Regions from separate parts of the Homo sapiens genome. Here region 2 is linked to region 1. The links are chromatin loops, found by intact Hi-C in ENCODE. Cell type or tissue: HepG2. All regions are shown on one strand. Each heading gives the region's core, and the rest is flanking DNA. Links, peaks and the distances in the headings are about the cores only. Region 1 has its middle 47 kb from the start of LINC03083. Region 2 has its middle 27 kb from the start of LINC03083.

Evidence for each region. A loop is a pair of places that touch in the nucleus more often than their neighbours do. Peaks named below come from ENCODE experiments on the same cell type or tissue, not always from the same donor. Only the 100,000 strongest peaks of a DNase experiment are listed, where the experiment ranks them.
Region 2: it touches region 1 in a loop (3-fold over the local background); 3 of 110 quality-filtered maps call a loop at or near these places.

Annotation. Positions count from the first base shown.
Region 1 is chr20:21,009,577-21,025,207 of GRCh38, forward strand. No RefSeq gene overlaps it. Among named protein-coding and RNA genes, the nearest start is that of LINC03083, 47 kb to the left of the region's middle. RefSeq lists enhancers at 7,864-9,063, 10,167-11,125. In HepG2, for the core only: no CTCF peak of the experiment used is centred there; DNase peaks (open chromatin) are centred at 8,255, 10,415 and 11,215; H3K4me3 peaks cover 1,312 bases.
Region 2 is chr20:20,935,204-20,950,834 of GRCh38, forward strand. No RefSeq gene overlaps it. Among named protein-coding and RNA genes, the nearest start is that of LINC03083, 27 kb to the right of the region's middle. In HepG2, for the core only: no CTCF peak of the experiment used is centred there; a DNase peak (open chromatin) is centred at 6,558; H3K27me3 peaks cover 1,426 bases.

The DNA.
Region 1 (15,631 bases), core at 3,641-11,640:
CATTTCCTCACCTCTAGCTCAGTCCAGATGATCTGTAGACATATATGGTTTTTTTGTTGTTGTTTGTTTGATTGTTGTTTTTTGTTTTTGTTTTTTGAGATGGAGCCTCACTCTATCACCCAGGCTGGAGTGCAGTGGCGTGATCTTGACTCACTGCAACCTCCACCTCCCGAGTTCAAGCGATTCTTCTGCCTCAGCTTCCCAAGTAGCTGAGACTACAGGTGTGCACCACCGTGCCCAGCTAATTTTTGTATTTTTTGTAGAGATGAGGTTTCACCATGTTGGCCAGGCTGGTCTCGAACTCCTGACCTCAGGTGATCCGCTCCCCCCGTGGCCTCCCAAAGTGTTGGGATTTCGCCTCAGCCTGGACATGTAAGTTATCCACCACCTCAGCCATCCCAGCTGTAGCGTATTGCAATAAGGAGGAATTAGCGGGTCAGGGATGGAAAGGGAATCAACTGTCCCTAAAAGGAAAAACTGTTTTCTCTACTGATACAACACTTCTGAGAGCAAATTTGTGGGTTTTCTACACCAAGCAGTGTGCCAATTCTCTGCAGACACTAACTGGGTGTCCCACAATTTAATTCTGACACTAATGACCCAGAGTCAGCACAAACCCCACAGTGAAGAGCTCAGTTCCACCAAACTGCCCCCCACTTCAGATGCCAACTCCAAGTAATTGATACCCAGGTTACCCACAGTTCTGTCCATCTTAGCTACAAGTTGAAGGTTCCCATGACTCCTTCCTCAGGTTCGATGACTTGCTGTAATGGCTCAAAGAACTTAGGAAAACACTTTATTTATATTTACTGGTTTATCATAAAGGATATAAATGAACAACCAGATGAAGAGATCTATAAGGCAAAGTATAGGGAAGGGGCTCAGGGCTTCCATGCCCTCTCCAGGTGCATCACCCTCCTGGGACCAACCCAGGAGCTCTCCAAACCCCAGTGTTCATGTTTCTTATGAAGGCATCATTACACATGCATGTTTGATTAAATTGTTGACTATTGGTTATTAAACTCAATCTCTAGCCCTTCTCCCTTCCATGGAGGTTGAAGGATAGGACTGAAAGTTCCAACCCTCTAATCACATGATGGGTTCCTCTGACAACGACTCCCATCCTGAAGCCATCTAGGGCCCCACCAAGAGTCACCCCATTAGCATAAACTCAGATATGGCTGAAAGGGGCTTGTTATGAAAAGGACACTTCTCTCACCCCACTCATTCAGAAAATTCCAAGGATTTTAGAAGCTCTGTTTTCAGGCACAAAAAAACAAATATTATAACAAAAGTTGCTCCTATCACCCCAGTCACTCAGGAAGTTACAAAGGTTTCCGAAGCTCTGTGCCAGGAACCAGTGGGGAGAGACCTAATATATGTTTCTTATTATGCCATAGGCCCTGACACTATGCTTTTATTTATTGATTTTAGAATAATGTTTTTATCTTGACTTTTTAAATACATGCTCATTATGAAATATTCAAGTGATGCCTAAAAGTACAAAGAAAAAGAGCAAAACCTTTCTGACTAGAAATCATGATTTTCAGCATTTGGTGAGCACCATCCCGGACCTCTGTGTTTGACTCACACAACTCAAATGAGCAAAATATAGATAGGAAGTCAACTAGGGGGAAAAGATCATGTTAAATATCCTATTCATTTACTTGCTCATTTTTTGTTTTCCAGACCTCCCACCCCAAACTCTACACTGGAAAAGTCCATGAGGGCAGGAACTTTAGTTATCTTGTTCATCATGGAACCCTCTGAGCCTAGTGCAGTGCCTGGCATTTAGTAGGCTCTCAAAAAATATTTGTTAAATGTTGAAATGTTTCTACTTAGAAGGGAACATTTGTGCACACCTGTGGTTCCAGCTACTCAGGAGGCTGAGGCAGGAGGATTGTTTGAGTCCAGGAGTTCAAGGTTGCAGTGAGCTATGATCCCGCCATTATGCTCCAGCCTGGACAACACAGCAAGATGCTGTCTCTAAAACATATTTCTTTATTTGAAATTTTTTTTTTACAAAATATTTCTTCCTAGATGTTCTTATGATTCTTTCTTTAACCTTGGAGTTCAATGGCTTCCCCAAGATATATCTCAGTGTTGATCATCGTATATAATCTTTTCCTGGGGCACTTTGTTTTATCAATGTTTCCTTATTTTAGTAAAGTTCGCATATATTAGATCTTTGAGTAGTTCATTCCATTTTCCTGTTCTCTTTTTCAGAAACAGTAATCATGGATATGAGGGTCTCCTTTGTCTTCCATATCTATCATCTTCTTTGCAATTGTTGTTTATGTTGACTTTACCATTTCGTTTTGTGCAATAACCTCAAGGCTGACTTTATCTTCAGGTATATTCCCCCATATCCCTTAATTTCCTTATCACAAGGACGCATCCTATCGCAGGTCTTGTGTCCCGGACTACTGTTGCTAATAGCAAAGCTCTTCGGGGTACACACCTTCAGGGCTGTGAGCAGGCTCTGATTGTCCTTCCCCACCCCTCCCCTCGCTTCCTCTCTGGAAGTTTTCCTTGACTAGGAGACCAGGTCACAAGCAATAGAAACAGACCCACATGGCCACTGCTTTTTTAGCCACCCCTTCATCCCTGACCTCGCTATAAGCAGTGGACAAAGGACATTCTCATCTCTCCCCTGGCCCGCCCATGAAACTGGATCTTGACCCTTTAAGAATCCTTGGATATGTTTTTCTTGATGTGGAGAAATGCTTTTGGAGAGGTACTTACACTACTCAGGTTTGTGGCAGCATGTGTGCTCTTGGCCTCGATTTCCTTATGTTTGCCAGGAATGTGGCGGTTTGTGGTGTGATGCTGTGGCAGTTTCTACTTCATTGATGATGGATTATGTTCCCTCTATCTTTTGTCCTTTTGCTGATGTAGGCGGAGTATGAAAGAGGAGCAGAGCAAAGATGCTACAATGCTACTGTTGGTAGGTATAAAGACTTGGCCCAGATGAAAGAGATTTTTGCACTGGGGATTACAGGTCTGGAACCAGCGGAATGCCTACGATGCTCTCACTTCTCAAGTTTGCCCTCCCAGCCATGTCCATGGTGAAGAACACTGCTTAATGCATACACCACATGCCTCCCTAATGACATTTCCCACTGTCATGCTGCATCTTACCTCTGTTGTAATAAGAGTTATTTGACCCCCATGGCATAGGCCAAGTACCCATGAGCTTTTATGCTTCTTGAGAGTCATAGGTGTCCTGGTGATTCGCAGCCATGGGCAGGTGCCCCTAAAAGAATAAGTAGCATTCATTTCTCAAGATATAGCAGCTTCCAGTCTTCCTGTCACAGGAAAGGAGAAATTGGCTTGGTGAGGGAATATCCATACAGTAGTCCCCAACTATCCAGTTGGCTGCCTTGAAATACTGCTGTGGGAGAGGCTGGAGAAAAGGTGAAGGAGTAGCTGATGCCCCCAGGTTGATAGAAGACAGCTCTTTTTTCCTCCCCCACCCACAAACTTCCCTCTTGCTGTGAAGTCAGAGGCAGAAGCTATTCCAGGGACAAGCTGCACATCCAAAGCATTCCGAGTTTGCTTCCTTACGCACCCTGATTCCAATTCCTGCCCCTGCATGTTGTCTGCTTCCCATCACCTTTTCTTCAATGTGTAAAACCTTAGTAAAGTATTACCAGTTATTATCCATGGGCAATTCACTTGTCTATATTGCCTGTAGAATGTCATATCAACCTTGATCTTTCAGTTCATTATCAAGTTCTGACAGATTGGTTTTAAAGAACCAATTCCATGGGCTGGAGTCAGGGCACTGCCAATTTCTGAATGGCTAAATTTCCTGTGACCCATCCGTTCAAACATCACCTGGGGATGCCCTTTTACAACAGAGGAGGTTGAGATAGCCACAGTTCAATGAATTAACAATGCTAGAGTTTGCACGCTTTCTGTGGTTTGTATTAGCTTTAAATATCTGGCAATGTCCAGTTCAATGGACATTGGCCACATGACAGTGATGTCCCTTATGCACACATTTGGAGCATCCTTTCTTCAAACTGTACTCATGTGAACAAATTACAAAGAATCTTGGTGGGAGTCCAAGACAGCGTGAATTATGCTATCTTGAGGCCCTTGCTTAAGCAAGGATATTGCTTTGTTTGCCTAATGTGATCTTAAAACATGCCTGCAAATTTTTTGACACTCATCCCTTCGAAAAATGTGGAGTTTAATTCTCCTCCTATAAAATATGAACTGGCCTTTTGGACTCACTTCTAATGAATAAAATGCAGCAGAAGTGTCTCTGAGTGACTTCTGAGCTAGGTCACAATGGGTTCAGCTTCCACCTGACAGGCCCCACTCTCAGAACTCAGCCACCATGTTGTAAGGAAGCCCAGGCAAGTGGAGTGGTCACAGGCAGGTGTTCCAGCCAACAGCCCCAGCTGAGGTCCAGCCCACAGCCAGCATCAACCATCCGAGGTGTGAGTAAGCAGTCTTTTCATGAATTAGCCCCCAGCCTCTGAGCTGCCGCAGTTAACACCACGTACAGCATGGATGAGCTACCTCTGCAGTACTAGTCAGCCAGGGCTGCCATAACAAAGAACCACAGATTGGGTGGCTTAAACAACAGAAATTTATTTTCTCACAGTTCAGGAGGCCAGAAATTGAAGATCAAAGTATCTGCTGGAATTGGTCCTCTCTGGGGACTGGAAGGGAAGGATTGGCTCCAAGTGTCTCTCCTTGGCTTGAGATGGCTGTCTTCTCTCAGTGTGTCTTTATGTCACCCTCTGTCATTGCCTATGTCTGAATTTTCTCTTCTTATAAGGATGCCAGTAATATTGGACTAGGGCTCACCCTAATTAATGACCTTGTTTTCACTAACTCATCTCTGTCTCTAAACACAGATTCTGACACACTGCAGGTTAGGACTTCAGCATGAATTTATTCAAGGGACACAAGTCAGCTTGTAACACCTGCTAAGCCTCCACCCACATTGCAGACTCATGTGCAAAATAAATGTGCTGGTGTTTTGAGCCACTAAAATTTGAAGTGGTTTATTTACACAACAAAAACACAACGATATGCCTAAGGTACTTGACTTAGAGACTCAGGTTCTGGTGACTATCTCAGAATTTATTCAGCAAACACCCTCTGACATCAGGACTATACCATTTGGGGTGGTTCTCAAAGAACCCAGGCCAGGCCACATGCAAAACACTTGGGAGGGAGCTGCAGGACTGCATATTCAATGCTATCTGTGTTCTGTTTTAATATTGTTCCTTGATTGCAAGAAATGGGATCCACTGAGGCTGTCTCCAGAAACTTTCTTTCAGGAAAAGTTATTCCTTAAAATAACTTTTTAGGGAAAAAGTTATCATAGGGATGTTCTGGAACAGAAGAGGGATGCAGTCAGGAACAAATCTAAGGCCAGAAATGGAATATGTCTATAGGAAATAGAGTTGCACCTCTCAGCAGTTGACTTTGGGACCTGTTCTGGATGCAGGGAGTTCTGCGGCTTTTAATATAGGGGAAACATAGTATTAAGAGCACCCTTTTGGAGCCAGACAGCCTGTCAAAGCCTGGCTCCACCAGGTACTAACAGTGTTGTTCTGGAAAAGTTATTTAATGTCTCCATGCTTCTGCTTCCTTATCTGTTAAAATGGACAATCCAGTACCTATTACATGAAGTTGTAATCTAGGATCATTTATATGATGGGTTAACTATTTATGTATGTATTATACGACTTGCAAGGAATGAATTTCACTGCTGACTCTTCTCTCTCCACCTGGCTTCCTTTAGTGACCCAGAGTTACTGCTCCTCCATTACTTCGGCTTGTACAGCAAATTCATTCATTGATTCAGCAAATGTTTACTTGGCACCTAATGTGTGCTAGGTGCTATTTTAAGCCCTGGGGTTGCAGCGTTGGGTCAATGAGATAAATCAATCAATTGGGCATTGTGTCAGTCATTCAAATATGCTTGACCTCATCAACCTTGATTCTATCATGCTCTTCTCAGCTAAAGTTCTACTTTACTTTATGAACTTCTAGCAGATGCTCCCGCCATTCAGGGGCACCTTTTCCCTGCTTCTTAGCTCAGATCCTTGGAAAAAGCCCTCTGGCCCAGCTTATCTTTTCAAATCAAGTCACAAAATATTTTTGACCCACTTTCTGATTGGTTTCCTAGGATCAGGTGGTCACTCATCCAACCAACTGTATTCTAGGATGGGAGATGGATCCAGGACCCAACCCACATGGACAGCAGGGCTGTGGGGCAATCACATGATGGGCAGCTTTGGTGGGAGGCCTTAGCGCAGTACTTTAAGGATGAGGGAGCCCACCATGGACTCCTGTGGGAGCTTGGAGTGCTCCAAAGAATCCTTTAGTCAATTTCATACCACACAGGCCCAAGGAGGGTACATGACTTCTGGAAGTCACACACAGCCTGTTAGTGACACGCTGGGTATGGAGCCAGGTGTGAGCATCTTGTATGAGCACCTTGTATGTGTGAGTTCAGCCTGCCTGGTGTGGCCGAGGCAGTCGGTGCCCCTTCCGTTTCCTCTGGACATTCACTATTCTCGTGTGAGCCAGCAACTTCAGAGAGAGCTTTCTCTGGCTGAAGAGGTATACTTGGCCTCTCAACTAAAGACAAACAAAATCTGGGGGTACATACCCCAGCTTCCACACCCCTTGGGTAGGACAAGTCTGAGACGTGTCCCACATTACCTCCCAGAGGTCCCCAGCAGGACTGAGCCTCAGTTGCCCACACCTGTAAACTGCTCCTTATGCAAACATATTGATTTCTTCCCTTCCCTATCTCACTTGCACTCTCCTCCACCTGTACTTTCTGCAGTCACCTGTCAAATAAACCACTCAACACCTTGCACTCAACACCTTTCTGAGGGTCTGCTTCTGGAGAAACACAGGCAAAGATGCCTTCCAAGTAAAGCAAGTGGCAAGGCCATGTTAATAAGAGAGAAAAAACGAGGCATGGGGAAAATGCCTGGATAGAGAGACACACAGATGCAGATACCTGCAATGTTGGTCTTATGGAAACCATCAGATGCAATGGGAGGCTACTTGCCATAGTCTGGAGCTACAGAGAAAAGCAGGCTGCAGATGGCAAGGTGGAGCCATCGTGGGAGGAGTTGCTTGTAGACAGGACGCCTAACCAGCTATTCTTAAAATGTTGCATTCTTCCATTTTAATCTCACTCATTATTGAATCATTAGTAATGATTTATATGACATTGACTTTTTTCAGAAATCTTGACTAACTCTTTGACAAGAGATTAATAAAGAGTGGGACTTCAGATGTCAAGTTTTTATGAGCAAAAGTGTCCAAGGCCATCTCTAGATGGGTATTCTTGGCTGTATTCACCACGCTCTCCAGAGACTGAAAAGCAATTGTTTAGCTGGGTAGAGGAGCTGAGCTGAATTAAATTGACCTGCATGATACAGAAAGTAGCACTGAGCACATTTAACTAAGGAGTCTTTGAAAGAAATCTATTTTATCGTAGCTGACTGCTGAAATTATTTTAAGGAAGTGATTATCAATCTAATAATTTAAAACGCATGAATGATGTCAGCATCCAAAATTAAGGCAGACTGGGAGAACAACGTGCCTGCTCTCGAGTAAAAAGCTAAATGCATCTTTATTTCTTTCTGCTTTTTTTCCTCTTTTCAGAAACATGAATTTGACTGCTTTCAAAAGCCAATTGTTATGCCTACATCCTGAAAAGGGAGATGAAATTTCCATTTATAGTAGAATACCAGCAGCCTCACTTAATCCAGATACACATATACCTAAAAGCACTTTTGTTCCAAATATAATTATTACTCTGCGGGAAAATCTGGTATGAATCTCTTGGTTTGGTGGAGTTTTAAGCCTGTCTTTAATTTAAAATAACTTTATTAGAACCCCTAGAGATGAGAGTGGACACAGTAGGGAAAGGTAGTTATCATGATGAGAAAACCAGGGATGCTGGAATTCCTTCATTGCAGGCTTCTGGCTGGAGTTATTAACTCAGCTATGGAGTCTGAGCGCTCTCACCACTTGGGTAATGAATGAATAAATGAGTGTTTAAAAGCCCTCTGAGCCTGCTAGGCCTGCCCCAGTGTGCATATATGACTCTCAGAGCATTGTGGCCATGGTCCGAGCAAAGCTAAATCCTTTCGTGAAAAGGTTCCCTCTTATGGGCTTCTGCCAAAGCCAGTGTTCGCTAGGAAAGGCAGCAATTTTTTTTCTCCTCTTCAAAGGGACCTTTATGTACTAACTCACTCCCACCTACTGTGCATGTAAATTATTCATCAGTGATATGGCCTCTATTTATGACTTTGATCCTTTCCTTCCCCCGGATGCCCGAGGAGCATGATAAGACGGGTGAGTTATCAGAGTGGCTTTGATCTCCTGCTCGCAAATGGTATTTTGTGGTGGAACATCTGAGCCCCCTCTGTAGCTGCAGGGTGGGTCGAAGCTGAGCAGAGTTTGGGGTTTGTAAGATGTCCATCTCCTAGCATTAAACCGTCTTCGGGACAAAATGGGATGGGACAGAAACGAGCCTATTTCTCCCCCAAAGGAGCAACTATTCACACACAATGATTCACAGGCACCCACAACTGCTCTCGCAGCAGGCAGGACAGTGCCATGATAACTCGAAGGTGCAATTCTCATCCAGAACTTCTTTCAAAAGAATCACACCACCTAGGCCTCATGCAATGGTGTTCCAGGATAAATAAGTCACTTGGGGAGAAAACAATAGAATCATGAGGGATGGGACCCTCAAAATTGTTTGCTCCGTCTCACATGGTAAAAATAAGCTTTTCCTTGTAAAAGGGGGTAAAATGTAGGGCATACAGAATGCTGGAAGGAGGAGGGAACCTCCACACTTCTCAGAGCCCTGAGATGATCGTTCCCCGCAGTTTGTCATCAAACTATTAGTGACTGCCGATTGTGTCTGGCATTGAATCTTCGGCGCGCTCACAGTATAGAGACCAAGGACGGTGGACTCTCTTTCATAATGGCAGTGTAAACCACTTTGCATTAAGTAGGAATAATAACCTTTTTTTAAAGAATGTGTCAAAATAATTACATTTCTTGTTGCTTTCCTTTCTTCCACATCACATGAGCAAGCACATCAGCCTCACTTGAACAGATGAAAGAAGGACGTTTTTTCAGTGAGGGCTGTTCTAAGAGGAACACAGGACCAACAGTGAGAGGGCCTCCATTCCGTCATGGCTGACTGGGATTTTAGGCACTGCATGAGCTAATTCTAGCCAACATTGTGGATTTGGTTATACCTCTTCTTTCTCAGGTGACTAGGAAGCCATACTGTCAGGAATATTTGCCCTGCGAATGTCCCGTATGATGTCTGCAATGTTGCAGATACTCCTGCCACTAGCAAATTCCCTCTACTGTGTTATTTTTCCTTTACTAAAGGTGATATCCTCCGAAACATTCACTCTTTAACTCAGAAGCCGAACTTTAAAAGGGGACTTAGTAGTAGCTCGGATGTAGGTTTCATTATTTTGTGAAGAATTTTGTTCAAATGCATTTGAAAATCATTTTTAGAATTTCAGAATAAAGTCCATTCATGTTTTTCAATGGTGCATTCACAATACAACAGATTTGAGCTTGGTGTGGCCTGTTTTGATGCAGGTTACCTGGTTGGCTTAGTTTAAAATTGATATCACAAGTGCCTTAAAGCGCATTTCATCAAATGTTTATATCTAATGAGATATTTAGGGGACAGATCATTTTTTATATCTTGAATGGCCTGGTGTACAAAAATCACCTCATCTTCATAAGGAAGGAGAATCATTCTAATTTGCTAAAGGGGGAACAAATTATTGATATCTTCTCATGTTTTCTAATAGTATGTTAGCAATAAATAGCCTTGATGTTCCAGAAAGCAAAAATCTCTGAGCTGAGGGAAAACAATTCTACCCTGCCGCGCGCGCGCACACACACACACACACACACTCACACTCACTCACACACACTCTCTCACGCTCACATGCACCTTCAGTTTTTCCCTTGCTGTCCCCCCATATGGGAGGAAGAGAAGATGTCTCCAGAAGTGTGAGCAGAGTAAGTAAACATGGAGAGTTTGTGATGCTTTGGTGACAATTACCTCTCCTTTCTGCTTCTGGCTGCTGTGGTTCCAGATGGTGGAAACGTTCCGTCCGATTCTTCCCTCATATTGTGCGTGCTCAAGCCACAATACCTAGAATCCTGAGCATTGTAAGTGTTTAGTAAACACCTGCTTCCAAACAGTGGGTAGATATCTCCAAGATGTGCCCACAGCCCCTGCCCAGCCCCCTTTCTCTGCCCTCCTGGGGAGCCTGATTCTATGGGCAGCGCCTGGCGTTTGTTTGCTTGAAAGCCCTGACTGATGGGGTTAGACAATTATGACCTTGGTTCCTAAAGAGCAAAGTGCTTGCTTGGAATGTTGAATTCCGTGCTGGGGCAGGGGGCCTTAGATAATGAGTGAAATACCTCGGTCCCTTCATCCCCACCACCACTACCCACCTCTTCCCAGTCTCAGAAAAATGCCTCCCACAGCCAGCTTCCACAGGGCGACTGCATCGAGTTTTCATCCTGTCCGCCTTGTTAGACTACACGCGCGGTGGGGGCATCGGATGATGCAGCGTGGCTGCTGTCGTTTTGGCAATGCTGTTGCCGGGGGGCAGGCCCCTGGCCCCCAGCTTGGATTCGCAGACCCCACGGGGCCGCCTTGGATGTGCAGACACAGCAGCGCGTGCGCGCTCAGCGGGCAGAGCTTTGTGCCCCGGGCCTCCTGGGACGAGGCTGCAAACCTTCAGATCCCAGCACAGACCCCCCGGCTTCCCTCTGCCCGCAAACTTCTCCTAATTAAGCCAGTCCATCTAATTACGGGGTGTTCCATCAAATATTTCTCCAGATGCTTCCGATGCAGCCTGCGGGCGCTGGTCAAAGCTGGCGAGGCTTGTGATCAGGGCTGCCGGCCCTGCGAGGGCCGCGCGCGTTCCCCTCTCTCCTGGACGTGCCTGTCTCCAATACTGCACAATCCGCCCTCACTCATTTGCTCCGTTGCCTGTCGAAAGCACAGAGCGTAATTACTAAAGTTAAGAAAACATCCCTGTAATTAGCCAGGCAACTCTAAGCACAAGAAATGGAAATTAGTCACAGTACCATAAATTAGTTTGTGCATACATTACGTTCAAGGATCGCCCTTGGGGCCCTGTGTTTGCAGTCTTTGGCGAGCAACCCCCCGTATCTCAATAAAGCATTCCTTCCCGGGTGAGTATGTCGCAAGAAGGGGAGTTTGGCTTGGATTACAAATTTTTTAATTCTTTCGTAGACAGCAGCCAGAATAAAGTCTAATATTCCGGCTGGGGAAACAGACACAAGCAAACAGTGATTTTTTTTTTCCTGTTGATTTTATTTTCCTTTGTGGGCATCTGTTAACCTAGGGCCATCAAGGTGTCTCCAAACAGTGGGCTCATCAATTGCATTGTTTCACTCATTAGGAGCAGTAGTTATAAACTCTTTAAATAACCCTGATTTTCAACTATTTTCACAGTCACTCCTCTTGCTAGCAAAAGCCAGGAAATTGGACTCAGCTACACACAACATAGCATTTGCATCAAAATAATACAGCAGGCAACAGCAAGCCACAATCACATCACTCAGAAGGAAGGAATAGAATACAAATTAAAGGAAGAATGTAAATTTTTTGCCATTAAGCTTCAATGACCATTTGAAATGGTGGAAGGCACAAAGGTTCTTGATGAGCGTCATCTAGTTTGATTATTCATACTTGTGTTTCTGCTTGAATTAAAGCAGGAGTGCTAGAGCCCGTTAAGGGAAAATATTTGAATTGATAGTGAACTCTCACCTTGCCGTGCATCCATTTACTTTTCAAATGAATACCAGATAAGTTAGTGCATTTTCTAATCGGCCTGTTTTCCAGTGAGTGCTGTCATTACATACCAATTTCTTTTAGAAGTGCTTGCTAAGAAACATTAACTACTCACAAATAAGGAGCTGTCTGTCACAGACTGAGGTCTTAAGCTCACTGGCTCATTTCTGCCAGGATAGTTGAGGGCTGTAGAGTCCACAGTTGCCTGGCCTGTCTAAGCTTCAGTCTTTTCCCTACTTCCCAAGCCAGTCCTTAAACATAGGCAAGGATTTTGCCACCTGCCATGTTTCCAGAACCAGGTGGCATTTGCTCTAGTAATAGCCCAAACCAGCTTACCATTGAGTAAATATGTTATTGTGTGCAGGTGACCTGGGTCCACCCCCTGCTCTGATCCTAACTGCTGACCCAGACTTCAGATTCAAAGCTGACTGAGGACAGTGTATCATTTATTCCTGAACACCAGCTCCACAACTAGTAGGTACATTGACTCAACATAGAGAAAACGGGAAATGTAAAGTCTGAGGGTTGTGTGTTTGGGAGAGGTGGGGTGGGGGTGTCTCATTTTTAAAATACACGTTCAAGTTTTGGACAAGGGCACATAAGCAGAAACTGCTCCTCCTGATGGGGAAAGCACCAGAACATTGCTACTCCTCAAGAAGAGACTATATATATATATATATATATATATATATATATATATATATATATATATATATATATATATATATTTGCGCTTAATCAGGGAGAAAGAAAAAGAAGGCACTTACTACCTGGGTCTACATTTGGCATCATAAAGAGTTTCTTTGGGTTACCCCTCCTGTTGAATGTTACTGGTTACACATTTGTTAAAATGTGTCCATTTTTTTAATCCAAAAATTTACTTTCAGGAGTAATCATGGGTAAAATATAGGGCATACCTAAGGGAGTGAAGTATCGCTCACCAACCTTGAGTGACCTTGCTTCCACATGATTTTGTTTTGCAAATTCTGGTCTGTTCATTGACAGAACAACAACCACATTGATGTGAGCTCCTCATACATCTTCAGCCAAGGCACACAGAAAAAGGAAATGCCTGACAAACAACCCTTCTGAGTGAAGAATGATGGGATCTAATGCCAGGTGAGAAGAGTCCTTATCTGGTTGGGATCCAAAGGCTACTCTTATTTTTTATTTTTTTAATTAAAAAAATACATTTTGGTAGGCCAAGGCAGGAGGATCACTTGAGCCCGGGAGTTTAAGACCAGCCTGGGCAATATAGTGAGACCCTCTCTCTACAAAAAATTTAAAAAATTAGTCGGGCATTGGTGGTGCACACCTGTAGTCCCAGCTACTTGTGGGGCTTGACGGGGAAGATCACTTGAGTCCAGGAGGTTGAAGCTACAGTGAGCTGTGATTGCACCACTACACTCCAGCCTGGGTACCAGAACGAGATTTTTATCTCAAAAAAATTAATGAAATAAAATATTATAATCTCAAAATTGGTTAATCTCATAACTGAATTAAAAGTCAAATGAAAATATAGGGAAAGCTGACCATTAAAGGAGCTGTTGAATATGTGCCGTGGCCACCTATGATAAGGAAGTAACCCAAGCCCGCCCCCGGTAGTGCCCTCCAGACCTGACTCTGAGATTGTCCATAGGACTCTGTTGATTGGCCAGTGGATATCAACACATATGATGTAAGCAGAGACTTGAAAAGCATTTAGCATTGCCCTCTTGCTGCACTTGGAGATAACCATGTGAACAAGCCCGAGCTATCCTGCTGGAAGATGAGAGACACATGGATAAGAACTAACAACCTGCCCAACCATCAGACTTGCGAATGAGGCCATCTTTGGTCATCCAGTCACAAGACACCCCACAGATGTACATTGGCAAGAGTACAACAGGAGTCAGCCGGGACAACCCAGCCCAGAAGAGCTGCCCAGACAACCTACAGAATCATGAGCTAAATATGACACTCAAGGTGTAGGCAAATATGCACAGAGTCTAAGACTTAGGCCCATTTTCCTAAAAATTCCCTTTTATTATTGAACCACCGAAATAATTTTTTAATATTCTTAAACAACCAAAATTGTGGTAAGCATGTTCAGGTGCAGTGGAGACTGGATAGTGTATTTAGGACTCTCCTGGTGTGCCTCATTACCTACCAATTACACCAGACCATCTGACAAAGCCTGCTCTTAACCATACAGGTAACTGTATTCGAAATGACACTTTTGAATATTTTGAGGACTAAATGAGTGTGTGTCTGTGTGTGTGTGTGTATGTTTGTGTATAGTAAATGCTGTCTGTGCTCTGTCCCCATTCCCTACACGTCCTTCTCATGTTTATGTGTGTGCATTCACTCCAGCAGCCAGGACCTCCTTTCTTTGGGAGAAACTATTCCTCACCCAACCAAACCACAGGGCTCTCTCATGGACTGACAGTCTTAGTCCACCCCTAACCCAGCCACAGGTGACTGATCCATCAACAGGCAAGTGACCCAAATCACACCAACCAGAATCCTGGCCTGGAATTTTCAAACTAAAGCCTAGGAGAGACAGATGGTTAGACTTATCAACAAGGACCTCTCAGCAGCTGTGTTCCCTTCCAGTCTGATATTCAGAGAGACAGAGAAAAAAAGAGACCAGTAGAGTATATGTCATGGGCCTTCCCCATGAGATGAGACACCAATGTGCCTTTTTGTCCCAAGTCAGTTAGAGGTATGTTTCTGTCACTTGCAACCAACAGATCTCTGGTTGACTGACACCTCTGGATTCCTGGTTTCCTAGCACTCTTGGTCTTATTTGAAATCCACTTGCTGAAGCCACCTATTAGACCTAGACTGACTGCTCCTTCTTGGTCATATCTTGGATATGGTGTTTCCCCTCAGGGTTCCTGAAGTCTGTTCTTTGTCCACTCATGCAGTGTGGTCCCAAGAAGAATAAAAACATGAAGTTCACAGCACTGCGGAGAACAGCATCAGCCTTTTCCTAACTAAAGCTCTTTACTTCGTTAGACATTAGCTCCCTCTTCTTTGCTCAGCCTCCTCAGCCACTAGTGACCAGCATTAACCTTGAGGTTGTCTAAAGATGAAAGAAGAGGCCTAGACAATTCATGACCAAAACACAATCATAGCGACTCTGTTTGACATAGAGAGGAATTGGACAACATTGGATCATTCATATGAATATGTGCATGTTTAATTAAGTTGGCAGAGACAACACTCTTGCCATGTGACACAGCGGCTCTCAAACTTTACTTGTTTCAGAAACATCTGTGATGCTTTTTCTATCTACAGATACCACAGTCCCTCCCCAGACCTCTTGGATACAGGCTTTGAAAGTGGGTTAAAAATAAGAGCAAATGATAAAAATCACCAGATTAAAAATGGGCAAAGGACTTGAATAGTCATTTCTCCAAAGATGATGAACAAATGGCCAAAAAGCACATGGAAGATGCTCATCATCATTAATCATTAGGGAAATGCAAATCAAAACACAATGAAATACCACCTCTGGTTGAATCCACAGATATGGAACCTACAGAAATGGAGGGCCAACTGTATTTGTCCTTTTGCAATTGGCTTATTTCACTATTTTTATTTGTATTATTTTTTATTGTTTTTTCTGAATATTTTCAATAATACCAATAAAAAACAGTTTAACAACTATTTACATAGCATTTACATTGTATTCGGTATTATAAGTTATCTAGAGATGATTTCAAGTATTAAGGAGGATGTATGTAGGGTATGTGCAAATACAACACCATTTTA
Region 2 (15,631 bases), core at 3,522-11,521, 74 kb before region 1:
TGCTATGCCCTGGCTTTCTCCTTTTGTTTTATTTATATTTTTTATATTTTCCTTCCAGTAGATTTATTTCATTTTTCCTACCAGGTTTTTAGAACACCGTCTCTCCAGCCTCCTGACATTTCTATACCTAGAAATGGAAGACAACTCATCTTTTGTGGAAGACACCTGGTTTTTCTTGATGCGAAGAGTCATAGCTTGGGTATTTTATTTGGAAGCACTTCCATTTCTCAGAGGATCTGCTTGTGAGTGTCAGATACCCACAGCTAGGGCAGAAGAAACACGTCAGAAGCAAACATCTGCCAGTGACACCTCTCAAACCTCTCTGGAGCTCAAATATTTTGGCAAACTTCAGCCTGATTTTAGGTGGGGTCTCAAGCAGGTGGTTGATGGGATGTGATGAGGAAAGAAAAGACCTGTTAGTCTTGGGAAATGCAAAGTTTGTTTGATTTGAGTTTTCAGAATTTGTTTATTTTTCTCATCAAAATCCTCATTAAAAGAGTAAGGGGGAAAAACTCCCTTTTGCTTTTATGGTAGGTGACGTATTCTGCAAATCCCAGGACAATCAGTCTCAGCCAAGCCCTTAAGAAAGCCAACTGGAGGCTCCTTTCTGCTTCAGCTTTCTAAATGTTCTGAAATTATAAAGCTGGATTTTTCCTGCTGTTTCTGTTTGGGAAGGCACTTTTTTAAAATTTAAATTTAAATTTTTTATTTCCATAGGCTTTTGGGGAACAGGTGGTGTTTGTTTCCATGAGTAAGTCCTTTAGTGATGAGTTATGAGATTTTGGTGCACCCATCACCTGAGCAGTATACACTGAACCCGATTTGCAGCCTCTATCCCTCACCCCCTACAAAGGAACTTTTTAAGAGAAGACAAGGGTTTATAACATCTTCCGGGGAAAAAAATCCACCAGATTATTCCGAGAGACTTTGTAGTGAACTGGAGTATAATGTTTGTGTGAAGAGTTGAATTTTGAATTTTCAAAGCAGGTATATTTCTTAACATGCTTTGTGATTGTTTTGTGAAAGATTTGAAGTTAGAAGATATTATTAACTTGTATTCTTTATTTTATCACTTTCCAGCATGTTTTAAGTAATATAAAAGATGCTTTATGGAGATGTGTGTGTGTGTGTGTGTGTTCAAAAGTAGTGTAAAGAAATTCCACTCACTTTTTTGGGGTGAACTTTTAATTGGTTTAACAAATATGGAGAAAAATGCATAATTTAAAGGTTTACAGCCCAGTGAATTTTCACAGAGTGAACACACCCACGTACTCAGCACCTAGTCCCACCAAACCTTCTCCACGCCCCAGCAACACCATCCCCAACCAAGAAAAATCATTACTCTGATCTCTAGCACCATAGAGTGTAGTTGTGCCTGTTTTGAAATGTATATGAATGGAATTACAGATTATCCGCTCTTTGGTGTTTAGCTTCCTTGGCTCCACATTGCGCGGGCAAGATCCGTGCCTGTTGCTGCCTTAGCGATAGTTTCTTCATGCTTAGGGTTGTCTCAGAGACCGTTCTGTGGATGTTCCCTAAATTGCTCACTCATTCTCCTAATGATGGACCCAGCTGAGTTAAGTTTGGAGTCATTATGAAGAAGGCTTTTCTGAACATTTTGGTACATGTTTTTTGGTGGACAGAGATATTCGTTTCTCTTGGGTGTATACCCAGGAGTGGAATTTGAGGTTATAGGGTATGTCTTTGTTCAGTTTAGTAGGTATTGCCAAACAGCTTCCCAAAGGGTTGTATCAACCAAGACTCCCATCATAATTCACCTGCAATTTTGCATACACCGCAATACTCTAACATCTCTTTTCATGCATGGTGTTGCTTTTTCTTCCTGCCTACCTATTTGCAATTTTCTAACTCATCACCACCCACTGTCCTTCCCAGACCCAGACTTAGCCTGTTGAGCACTGAACAGCATCGAAGTTCAAGGTTTGCTGATTACTTCATTGTTTATTTGCCTGTTAAGGAAGGAGGCAAGGAAGGTTAAAAGCAGTTTAGGAATTATGTATCGTTTCCTCTAACTACAGTCTCATGATACTCCATCCTCACAGGCCAGTTAGAAAGTCAGACATATTGAATGCTGGTAGAGATGGTTTGAGTACTCAGAGAGTGCAAAAAACAAACAAACAAACAAACAAACAAATACTACGTATTCTTTTCTTCTTAAGGATCAACAGTGTATTCTTTTCTTCTTAAGGATCAACTCATGGTTTATATGAATTAAATTTTTGGCAGTAGAATCAAATTAATTTCTAATAGAACTGGGTGGATTTCATCACTATCCAGGCTTCCTTGCATAATATTTGATGAGGGTGGATATAATCGAAATAAAGCAAATCCCAGCAGTAAATACTGGTGACTCTGAGCTGTCCTCTATGGAAGTAGAACTATCTCTTCAGGCTGGTGGGCATTCAATTCTACACTTTCCCTCTGATTTTTCATGGAAGGGGGGTTTACTCTTAAATACATAATGGATAAAAATGAAGATGGAGAGTGGATGGAGATTGGATGGAGAAGTAGGCAGAGGAAATAGTCTTACATCCCCGGATCAGGAAAGAATAAGGGCCCAGAAAAGTGGAAGGAAGCTATAGCACTGGGGGACTCAGAGGACCCCAAACTCTCTCCCACTATGAAGTTTCCTTGACTACTCAAAAACGACATTTCTTCCTAGTCTGATGACCCCACTCACCCCGTGACTAAAGACCGTGGACAGCCACGATTTTGGGGCTGACTGCTCATGTCCAGCACCCCCTTCCCTTTGTTCGTGAAGCTCACGTGGAAGCAGAGCCTTACAATGACCCCAGACGTCAGGGCTGGACCAACTGCCCGTATTAGATTTTTAGGGCAGCCAATAACTAAATACCACAGGGTAGCTTAAAACAACAGGAATGTATTCTCTCACATTTCTGGAGGCCAGAAGTCTAAAATCACAGAGGCAACAGGCCATGCTTCCCCCAAGATTCTGGGAGGATCCTTCCTGGCCCCTTCCTGGCTCTGGTGGCCGGCAGTCCCTGGTGTTGCTTGGTGTGTAGAGGCATCGCCACGATTTTTGCCTTGTTGTCCCATGACGGCCTTCTCTCTGCGGGTCTCAGTCCTCACATGGCATTCTCTTCTTCTTATAAGAACACCAGTTATGCTGGACTAGGGCCCACCCTAATGATCTCATCTTAACTCAGTTACCTCTGCAGAGACCCTATTCCTACTAAGGTCACATTCGCAGGTTCTGAGGGGTAGGACTTCAGCGTATCTTTTGTGGGGACACAATTCAACCCAGAATACCCTTTGTGTTGGGTCAAGTTCTCTAGAAGTAGAGCCTGAGGTGAGATTCTTGTTCAAGCAATGGATTAAAGATGTACCTTCCAGAGAAGGAGGGTGAGAGAATCAGGGGAGGGCAGGGGCAAAGGGAAGCAAGGATGTGGTCTCAGAGGAAGGTTAGCCTCAGCCTGGCTCCACAGGGTCTCTGAAGAATGAATTCTGCCATACAGTCAGTCCATTTTTAGGCCTGTGAGCCAGCTTCCTACACACTCATGTCACTCTGTCGTTGGCTAGGAGCCTCCATGGGTGTCATCTCCCAAGCACGGCGGTCCCATCTGCTGAGGACAGTTATCTGGAGAAAAGGAAGACATTCTCTGCTGTGAGAAGACAATTCTCACCGCAGCTGGGCATCTGTGTGGGGCATGGATGTCAGCCCCAGCACTTCCAGCAGCTGGTTTGCAGAGGGGGCCACAGACGTGCCTGCTGCCTTCCCGCCCCTCCCCCTCCACTGCCCATCGTCTCTTAAGTTTATACATTGAATGATTAAATGTTACTTTTGGATAAATCAGATTATTGCCAACTTCCCACTTAATAAATACAGAGCAGTAAGCAATATTTTACATTAAGCATTAAGTTTATACAGTTGATCCTTGAACAACGTGAACTTGAACTGCATCGGTCCACTTATATGCAGATTTTCTTCTGTTTCTGCCGCTCCTGAGACACCCCCCACTTCCTCATTTTCAGCTTATTCAATGTGAAGACATTGCACAAGGATGAAGATCTTAGTGATGATCCACTTCCACTTCATGAATAATAAATATATTTTCTCTTCCTTATGATTTTCTTTTCTTTTTAAGAAGTGCAGTGATGCAATTATGGCTCACTGTAGCCTCAAACTTCTGATCAAGGGATCCTCCAGCCTCAGCCTCCCAAAGTGCTGGGATTACACCTGCACCCATCGCCTTATGATTTTCTCTTTCTTTCTTTCTTTCTTTCTTTCTTTCTTTCTTTCTTTCTTTCTTTCTTTCTTTCTTTCCTTCCTTCTTTCTCTCTTTCTCTCTTTCTTTCTTTTTATTTCTTTCCTTCCTTCTTTTTCTTTCTTTCTTTTTTCTTTCTTTCTTTCCTTCCTTTCTTTCTCTTCCTTCCTTCCTTTCTTTCTCTTTCTTTCTTTCTCTTTCTCTCTTTCTTTCCTTCTTCTTTCTTTCTTTCCTTTTTTTTTGAGACAGGGTCTTGCACTGTTGCCCAGGCTGGAGTGCAACCTCAACCTCCTGGGTTCAAGCAATTCACCCACTTCAGCCTGCCAAGTAGCTGGGACCATAGGTATGAACCACCCCGCCCAGCTAATTATTGTATTTTTCATAGAGATCGGGTTTCTGTGTTGCCCAGGATGGTCTCGAAATCCTGGACTCAAGCAAACCACCCACCTTGGCCTCCCGAAGTGCTGGGATTACAAGTCCGAGCCAGTGGACCTGGCCCATGATTTTTTCTTCTGTCTAGCTTGCTTTAAGAGTATAGTGCATAATATCTATAACATATAAAATCTGTGTTAATGGACTATTTATGTTATCAGTATGGCTTCTCATGTGTATTAGGCCATTCCTATGTTGCTGTAAAGAAAGCCCCACTCTGTGGTTCTTTCTGGGCAATTCTGGGAGGAATTTAGTGTCCTCAGAGCTCCTGGTGGAACCCAGGCTCAGCTGCCTCCAGCATGAGCTCATATGCTGGTGTTTTTTCTTTCCCTTGCTTCCTTTCCCTGCTCCCTCACTCCTGCTTCCTGGGCCCACCTCCCAGATAAACCATCTGCATTCAAGTCCTTGTCTCTGGCTCAGCTTTCCCAGAAATCCCACCCAAGACAGCTGCCTAGAAGAACCTTTTACACCCAGTTTTTCTTGAAAAGCATGATTTACTCAAGATCAACCAGCCTATGGGCATTTTCTTGAGGAGTTTGATCGTGGCTGACGTTGACACTGGGCAAGTCAGCCATGATGGCCTAAAAGCATGGCCTTGGAAGTCCAATCTTTTTTGTGTGCCAGACCTAACCCCAAATTCCATTTTTTGTTTCAAGTGAGATAAATTTACATACAGTGAAATACATATTTTAAGTGAACAATTCAATGACTGTCAATAACCAAAATTCCTATCAAGATATAGAGCATTTTCCTTACCCCAGACAGTTCTTTCATGCTCCTTCCAGTCAAAGGTAACCATTGATCTAATCTCTATGACCTTATATTAGTTTTGTTTGTTCTTGAACTTGATATCAATGTTTTCACATTGCATGTATTCTTTAGTGTCTAGTTCCCTTTGCTCAACATGTTGTTTTTGAGATCTATCCATTTTATTGTATATATCAATCATTTGTTCCTTTCATTGCTGAGTAGTATCTCATATGAAAAAAAACACATTTTGAATATTCATTCCCCTCTTGATGGACATTTGGGTTGTTTCTACTTTGGAGCTATTAAGAATAAGGATACTATGAACATTCGTATACAAGTCTTTTTCTTGAAGAGCATATACATCTTTTCATTTCTATATATTTGGCTGAATGCCTAAGAGTGGAAGGCTGCTGGCACTTTTTTAATGTTTTAAAAATCTGCCAACTGTTTTTCAAAGTGGTTGTAGCATTTTATATTCCCACAAAAGTTATAGGAGAATTCCAGTTATTCAACTTTCTCATCCCTATTTGATGTTGTCACTCTCTTTTAATTATAGACATTCTCATCAAAGTGCCCAAATTGTTTCTTAAGTAGAATGTGATGATTTGGACTATTGTTTACTGACTTCCCTCCCATGGTGAAAAGCGTAGGCTTCCCCACCCCATTGATACTGGGTTTGACCATGAAACTTGGCTTGACCAGTGGAAGATTAATGGACAATATGGAAGCAAAGGCATGGAATATCCTTGTGCTGTGTCTTGCCCTGTTATGTTTCTGCCAGTGCCACAAGAACATATCCTGGCTAATCCACTGATCCAGTAAAGGAGGAAAGATGTGGGGAAGAGGTAGACCCAAATGGCTGCTCAGAGCCAAACACATTGGAGTCCAGCTACTTTGGACATTTTGGGAATATGTGATCCTTGTTTTAGGCCAATGGGTTGTGGGATGATTTGTTACACAGTATAACTGTGGCAGTGATTGATTGCCACCATAGAGCCAGGTGTCCTTGTCAAGCCTGTCAAACTGCCTGGAAGCATAACTGCCCCATTCCCAGCTGGACTACCTGCTGAAGTCTGCATTAACCAACATAGTGAATAGCTTCATTCTAACTACTCTGGGCAACCTTGAACTTCTTGCCACTCAATATTTATCAAAGGCTTGATTAAAAGAAACAATATTTACAAAGGACGGTCTGAAAGTTATGCCATCCAGCCATTGCCTGAGTCCTGTAAAATGTCTCGCTGCATTAATCTCAGGTGGCAGAGAGCTGGTGTCCTAGGACTGAATTGTTTTTGCTCTCTCAGAACAGCTTCTACCAGGTTGTGTTTTGGCATGACCCTATCAATGTATCACAGAGGAAATTATAGGGGAAACCTTCATGATGCTTGTGTTTGTATCTGCTGTAAGGACATTGTTGGGCATGCTCTGTGAAAAGGCAGGGGAGGGGGAGTGAGTTTTATTATGATTGATATTGTTGTAGTGTTAATTATTGACTATTCAAACAACCTCTTATCCACTATTCCTGTCTGCAATTTCCCATCACACTAAACTGCGCTGAATGCTTTTGCTTGCGTAATCTTTAAAATATAACTTTACTTATTGTACAACTATTATTGTACATATACAGATGCATACATACATATATATAGGAAAATATATAATATACAGACAAACATAGAGAGGGAAATAAAATTTATTTCTAAGACTTTCAATCAAAGATAAAGAGTCTGGATTTTGAATCTTGACTGTCCAGACTGGAATTCCACTTGCAGCATTTACCTTTAGCTAACTATTTAATCCATCTCTGCTGCTCAAATGGAATCTAACAAGATGTTCAAGCGGGTCTCAGCCCAAGACAATTGATGCTCCTTCCAAATAAGTTGCAAGTCCATGATATAGGTTTTATGAAAGAAGTGACTCGTGCTTGCTTTGTGACTTAATTGTTCACCCACAGAAATGGAATAAAAGGACTGGAGGCTACCGGAGAAGAAAGAAGATAATTTTTGGAAGAATTGATTCTGCTCTGAGTCCTGTACTCTCACAGAATAGAAAGGTTTAGATGTTCTGTTCATCTCAAGTCAAAGGAATAGTGCCTATAGAGAAGTTGAGGGCATGATGAGGTCTCCTGCAGTCATGAAGACACAGTGGACTGGTCTGACCCAAGCCTGACACCTTAAATGGAAAGAAACAAGCTAACTGTTCTGATGGCAAAAGGCAAAATGAAGTGGCTGCCCTGAGCAAACTTCACTCCCAGAGTCTCTGAGGACAAAGGATAAACAAGTGTTTCCTGTGTGTTATGCATGAAGGAGCATCTTCCTGGAGTCATCCCAGAAGCTGCCTGGGAGTCATCTGAAGAAGCAAAAAGATCACCTTTGAAAGGAGATGGAGATACCACCAGATGCTTTTTGGCTGGAGAAGGAGTTCATAACCAACCATCCAAAGAGAGACGCTTTCATCAGCAATAAGGTAACTGAATATGGCAGATCCCTAGGGAAGTAAGAGAACCCATAAACATGGCCCTTGACAAAAATGATGAGCCTTAAACACCTGCAAATCCAGAGAGTGCCAACACCAGCTCTCTACGCTCTCCAGGAGCCAAGTAACAATGTTCCCACCCCTTTCCCGCCTTTCCTCCTCAGCCCAGCTCCTCCCACCTACTTCCAGGTAAGTCACTCTCCCAGGCTGGGAAAGGGGAATAATGGCAACCATGAATGATGCATAAAGTATTGATTACTACCCTGAACTAGGCATATTAGCTATTGACAGGAAAATGGGCAGAAAACACATGAGACATGCTAATTTTAATCTATGGGCAAGAGGAGAATGAGTCCAAAGGGATCATTTTAAAAGGCAGTGGCACAAAGGAAGCTACTTTGGGATTATATCCTACAAACCATGCTGTTTCACCGTACTGGCAATAGGCGGATAATAATGGCATCTAACTTCATAAGGGGAAGGAATAAATGACCTCATTATGAAGAAATGAGCTAATGTGTGCAGAGCACTTAGGACAGTTGCTGACAATATTATACTACCAGCAATTTATTGCCTCTCTGATTAGTGGCTTGTTTTTTTGTTTTTTTGTTTTTTTTTTTTTGAGATGGATTCTCACTCTGTCGCTCAGGCTGGAGTGCAGTGGCACAATCTTGGCTCGCTGCAACCTCTGCCTCCCAGGTTCAAGTGATTCTTCTGCCTCAGTCTCCCAAGTAGCTGGGACTACAGGCACGTGCCACCACGTCCGGCTAATTTTTTGTATTTTTAGTAGAGACGGAGTTTCACTGTGTTAGCCAGGATGGTCTCGATCTCCTGACATTGTGATCCACCCACCTCGGCCTCCCAAAATGCTGGGATTATAGGCGTGAGCCACTGTGCCCAGCCTAATGGCTTGATTTTAGTTACGAATGTTCTCAGTTTAGAGTTCAAAAATTATTAAATTTCTATATAAATATACATATATATAATAAATATTAAAATTAATATATAAATTTTAATAAAACTAGATTGGTACAATTTTTAGTCATTTAACTACAACTCATGTTATTAAACATTTTTCAAAAGCAAACTTTTTATGGTTACAAATATCCCATCCCACAATAGCGCAATAATATGCTGAATCATTTAGCTGCTCCTGGATTATTTGAGAGTCATTGTGTTAATACACAGCTCAGCCTGTCAGCACTCTTCCTTTCTAGCCTTAAGTGCCTGTACATCACAGCATGCCTCCATCAAGTCAGGATTTTTGCCTTATCCCAAACAGGAGAGTAGCTCTAGCATCTTCATTTGTTTTTCACGCAAAGAACAAAAACTGTCTTGTTCACCAGCTCCTTTTAAAATTCTGTCCATCCTTCAAGCCAAGTTTAAATGCTGTGACTTACAGGAAGCCTCCCCTGATTTTCTTCTATTCCTTCACCTGCCTCCAAGTGGAAATATTTGTCATCTGCCTTGGTAGAGCTTGACACTTTCCATGGCACTATTATTCTTGTTTTTCTGTGAGAGTTACTGAATTTGTGTCTTATCTCCATATCTAAACAATAAGCAGCTTGAGGGTAGAGAATGTTCCTTTTTCATTGTGACATTTATTCACCAACATCTGAAAGTATATGCTACAAGTCATCCATTGTGCGGAGTGATGAGGGGACTAAATAAACAAGACCCAAGATGAGCATCATCATATTTAGTATGAAAAACAGGTATTGTGATAGGTTATATTAGTTTTTCCAAATACACACTTCCTCACTCTGTGAAAACATCATATCCACTAACATGATCCATTGATCCAATAGACTTGGCCCATTGACTTGCTTGGTGTTGCAGTTAGCTTTTGCAGCATAACAAAAAGCTTCACATCTTTGTAGCTTAAAACAGCAATGATGTCGTAGCTCATGATTCTGTGAGTTGGTAACCTAACCTAGGCTCAACTGTATGGTTTTTCTGCTGATCCTGCCTGGACTAATATTGGGCTCACTCATGTGACTGAAGTCAGGCACATGGGGCTCTGCTGAGCTGGATGATCTTAAACTCCTCATTCGTATGACAGGAGGCCAATAGGCAAAGGTGTCTTTGGGTGGGCCTCTCCAGAAGGCTAACTTGGACTTATCTACAGGGTGCTCAAAGGGCTGTAAGAGCAACATAAGAAGACAAGCACTTTTCTTTTCTTTTTCTCTTTTTTTTGAGATGAAGTCTCACTTTGTTGCCCAGGATGGAGTGCAGTAGTGCTATCTCAACTCACTGCAACTTCTGCCTCCTGGGTTCAAGCGATTCTCCTGCCTCAGCCTCCCAAGTAGCTGGGATTACAGGCATGCACCATGACATCCAGCTATTTTTTGTATTTTTAATAGAGATGGGGTTTCACTACATTGGCCAGGCTGGTCTCGAACTCCTAACCTCAAGTGATCTGCCAGCCTCGGCCTCCCAAAGTGCTGAAATTACAGGCATGAGCCATGGTGCCCAGCCAGACAAGCACTTTTCAAACCTCTGCTTGTATCACTAAAATGATAGAGAAAATTTGCTAGTCACCAGTGGAAGCAGAACATTTATGGCATTAAAAGAGTTCAGGCCAGGCGCGGTGGCTCATGCCTGTAATCCCCACACTTTGGGAGTCTGAGGTGGGTGGATCATGAGGTCAGGAGATTGAGACCATCCTGTTTAACATGGTGAAACCCTGTCTCTACTTAAAATACAAAAAATTAGCCAGGCGTGGTGGCACACACTGTAGTCCCAGCTACTCGGGAGACTGAGGCAGGAGAATCACTTGAACCTGGGAGGTGGAGGTGGCAATGAGCCGAGATGGTGCCACTGCACTCCAGCCTGGGTGACAGAGAGAGACTCCATCCAAAAAAAAAAAAAAAAAAGAGGTCATCATGTGCCAATTCAAATTAAATTGAAATTATGAAGGAGCAGAATCCATGAACAGCAGAAACTATGAGATTGAGAAAAATATAGAGAGAATAAACAAATGGAATCAACTGATAAGAGGAAAAACGAGGACAGATAAAGAGAGGAGCAAGGATTCCAAGAGAGTTCAAAAATCCCTGTCGGCTTTCAATGTCATTCCAAGTTCAACTGCCTACTTGTAATAAATTACAATAAATTTCCTCATTCCTAATTCATTTGAATGAATCTCTGTTCCTTGGGACCAAAAAGACTTACTATAACAAAGTTAGTGCCAGGAGTGGGGTTTCATGGAACCAGACACTCAGAAGATGTGCAGGGTGTTTGGAATAGTAATCAGGGCAGCAAGACAGTCTTTATAACCTGGGATCAAAGGCAATCATTCCATTATAAAGAGCAATGTAATGGTACATTAAGCTGCTGCTTGTGGTTGCCTATGACTCAGACTACCTCCATGGGTGAGGCTTTGGAGGTTTGTGTAGCCACAGAGCTGTTTAAAGGAGATAAGGTGGGGGCTCAAAACAGCTGTGAACAATTTCCAGTGGCTGAAGAATAAGTTCTGTATCTGGGTTGTGCAGCTGAAAGCAGACCTTTGGGAACATGGTGTGACCCTACTAAGTAATGCCTTTTATGCTTAGAACTGACACAATGAGTCCATTGAAAAGCAAGTCTAAAAATGGCCGTATGCATTGCTGAATTGCAGCATGGGCGAAATTCCCAATATTAACATTTTCTATCACCCAGGTTAAGTATCTGATTGATAAAGACTAGACTTTGCTAATAAACATGGTATATCTGGAAGATATTCAAAGATTTGGAGATCCCCTACCCTCTAGACTCTGAACACTTCCCATTTTATCTCCCCCACTGCCATCCTCATCGACGCTACTCTCTCTTCATTAATAATGGGCTGGCTAGGCGTGGTGGCTCACGCTTATAAATCCCAGTACTTTGGGAGGCCAAGGCAGGCGGATCACTTGAGGTCAGGAATTCTAGACCAGCTTAGCCAACATGGTGAAACTCTGCCTCTACTAAAAATATAAAAAATTAGCCAGGTGTGTTGGTGGACACCTATAATCCCAGCTACTCAGGAGGCTGAGGCAGGAGAATCACTTGAACCTGGGAGGTGGAGGTTGCAGTGAGCTGAGATCACGCCACTGCACTCCAGCCTGGGCAACAAGAGCAAAACTCCATCTCAAAAGAAAAAAAAAAAAAAAAAGAATGGGCCGTGGGCTGGGCACAGGGGCTCATGCCTATAATCCCAGCCCTTTGGGAGGCCGAGGTGGGTGTATCTCTTGAGGTCACAAGTTCGAGACCAGCCTGACCAATATGGTGAAACCCCGCCTATACTAAAAATACAAAAATTAGCTGAGCATGGTGATGGGTGCCTGTAATCCCAGCTACTCGAGAAGCTGGGGCAGGAGAATCACTTGAACCCGGGAGGCAGAGGTTGAAGTGAGCCGAGATCATGCCACTGCACTCCAGTCTGGGTAACAAAGCAAGACTCTGTCTCAAAAAAAAAAAAAAAGAAAAGAAAAAAAAAGAAGAATGTGCCACGGACAATGTTGATGCTTCTCCCAGGTGCCCTGGGATCACTTTTTACTATTTTTGTGGGCCCCTGATTTTGATGTGCTTATCCTTACAAGAACCTGCCTCTTTCCCAGAGAACTGCCCTATGCTGCTGGAGCCCACTCTAGTAACCTTCTTCATGACTTTGCCTGACAGCACCATGCTTGATTTTGTCACCATCTTTGCAGAATACTCCTAGTTATGGCCGGGCTTACAGGGCAGAGCCAATGATAAGATCACAAAGCATTTGCTTGGCTCCCCAAAATTTTAGGAAAGAAAAGGAAAAAATGAGAGGTGGAGAAAATTTTGTACATACCTAAAATGTTTTAAAACTTTCCTCTTGAACAGGCGCGGTAGCTCACATCTGTAATCCCAGCACCTTGGGAGGCCAAGGCAGGTGGATCACTTGAGGTCAGGAGTTCAAGACCAGCCTGGCCAAAATGATGAATCCCCTTCTCCAATAAAAATACAAAAGTTAGCCGGGCATGGTGGAGGGCGCCTGTAATCCTAGTTACTCAGGAAGCTGAGGCAGAAGAATCACTTGAACCTGGGAGGTGAAAGTTGCAGTGAGCCAAGATGGTACCACTGCACTCCAGCCTGGGCCACAGAATAGGATTCTGTCAAAAAACAAAACAAAACAAAACAAAAAAACACAACAAAAATCTTTCCTCTTAATAAATTGAAGAAGTGTTTAAAAATGCTTTCATTTGTCTTTGATAAAAAAGATTACTGTTTGAAATATTAGAAAATCACTCAGAATTATCTCCACATCAATTCAAATGAGGGCCATATCTGGGAATCTCCTATGTCTGGTCCTTTGGGAACAAGAACAAGAATATAAGTGTGCTGTGTTAAGGAGTTAAGGACACCACCAGCACAAAGAGAGGTGAGATTATAATTTTTAAACAAAATTCTCTTTCATTTGGACTGGGACTAATTCATGAATTCCATTGCAATTAAACTGAGTGAGCACAGGCTGAAACCAGCAAGTTCTCCAGGAAGAATCTTTCTTGGTGAAATTGCTTTATAGATTGAGGCAGTGAGACACCCCACATCAAAATATGACTTTTCCCAGCATCTTGTCTTTTTATTATCAACAGTAAACATGCATCGAGCACCTGTTTTATGTGTCTCGCTGAATTGCATGCTGGACATGTTTTAATGTCTGCTTAAGGAGGATTTTACCTGTAAGTGGTTTTCAAGGCCATTGAAAGAAAGATAGTTTAGTTACCTAGGAGGTTCAGATCTAGAGGACAAAAGGACGCAGGCAGAGCAATATGTGCAGCGATACCCTTGACAGCACCATGAGGGGCTTTGCTTTGCACAGGAGAGCCTCTAATCCAGCTGTGTCCAGGAGTCAGGCAGGTGAGTGTCCCAGGCAGCTGTAGACACCAATCCACAAGCACTTCTCGTGCCTGTAGCCCCAAGGTAAGTAGTTATCCTTTTTAAAGGAATTATTCTGGGACGTTTATATCCAATAAACACATCTTCTGGCCAGGGGGGCACATCCTGGCTCTGCAGTACTCCGTTTGAGTCTAATAGTTACCCTCTTCTCAAGGATCCAGATCTTGGCCCCAAACATCCTCCTCTTTGTCCCTTGGACCATTAGGGTCTGTGTTAGGCACCTGCTGTGTTTCCTGGCCCAGTCTCCATTCTTCTTTCTGCTGCAAGTAATCCTTTGATTTACCTTTGGGGAACTGTGATTACAAGCAGGATTCTAGCCACAAGGCCTATGAGAAGCTGTGATGTAGGAATTCAGAGTCCAGAATATGAAGCTGCTGTGTTTGAGCCCTGGTGATGCCATTTACCAGCTGAGTGACTGTATTAGTCTGTTCTCACACTGCTAATAAAGACATACCCAAGACTGGGTAATTTATAAAGAAAAGAGGTTTAACTGACTCACAGTTCCATATGGCTGTGGAGGCCTCACAATCATAGCAGAAGGCAAAAGAGGAGCAAAGTCACATCTTACATGGTGGCAGGCTAGAGAGCACGTGCAGAGAAACTCTCCTTTATAAATTCAACAGATCTCATGAGACTTCTTATTCACTATCATGAGAACAGCACGGGAAAGACCTGCCCCATGATTCAATTACTTCCCACTGTGTCCCTCCCACAACATGTGGGAATTGTGTGAGCTACAATTCAAGATTTGGGTGGGTACACAGCCAAACCATATCAGTGACCTTGGGCATGTTTCTTACCCTCTCTGTGCTTTCTTTTCCTCATCTGCAAAATGAGGGTAGTAGTCACAGGTCCATCGTGGTGAGAGTTAAGTGACTGCATCCAAGAGCCTGCCACAGGCTAAGTGCTCAATCCATGATATCACTATTACCCCTGCCATCTGGCAGAGCTTTGATAGGAAAGTCAGTCAGCATGTCGTGACCATTCCACAGAGTGGTTATGTGACCCTTGCCAGGCTGATCAGACCATTTCTCCCGGGAATTTGATTCTTGAACCAAGTGAAAGGACAGAAAAAGTCAGGGAGCCAGTTTATTCAGGTGATGCCATGAAGGTGCTATAAAGAAGCTGTGTCTACCTCCCAGCTTTCTAGTTGGCACTGGTCATTGTCCTCCCCAAGCCCTGGCTCTTTAGGCTTTCCTACAGGCCCTGAGAGCTGCCCCTGCCCTTTTAACACATCCTTGTTTTGCCTAAGTTGTTCGGGATCTATTTCTATTGTTCATAACCAAAGCATCCTGGCCAACCCAGGTCCCTGTGGTAATGTTGGGGACACTGCAGTCTTTGTATATTTGATTCAAGTTCGTTGCTTGATTTGCTCAGGCACATTCTCTGGAATGAGAAGAAGTCGAGACTAGGACTCCCTAGCATAATTTGAAAGCCCTCAGCCCCTAGACATTACAGATCCACCACCCAAATCCCTTTCAAGGAAAGACTTGCTTGTCCAGCCACATAAATAATGACCCAAAATTTATTGGCACAAAACAATTATTTATTTTTCTTATGGATTCTATGGATGAGAAATTAACAGAGTAGGAGCAACTTGCCTCCAGTCCAAGATTTCTTGGGCTTCAGCTGGAAGATTCCAATGCTGGGGGCCTGAGTCATTTGAAAGCACATTGCACATTCAGTTGCACATTGGAATTTGGGGCTGGCCATGTTGTCTCTCCCTGTGTCCTGGGCTTCCTCACAACATGGTGACTGAGTTTCCAGGGTGAGTACTTGGAAGCAGACAAAGCCAGGTAGAAGCCACATGGCTGTTTATGACCTGGCCTCTGAAGTCA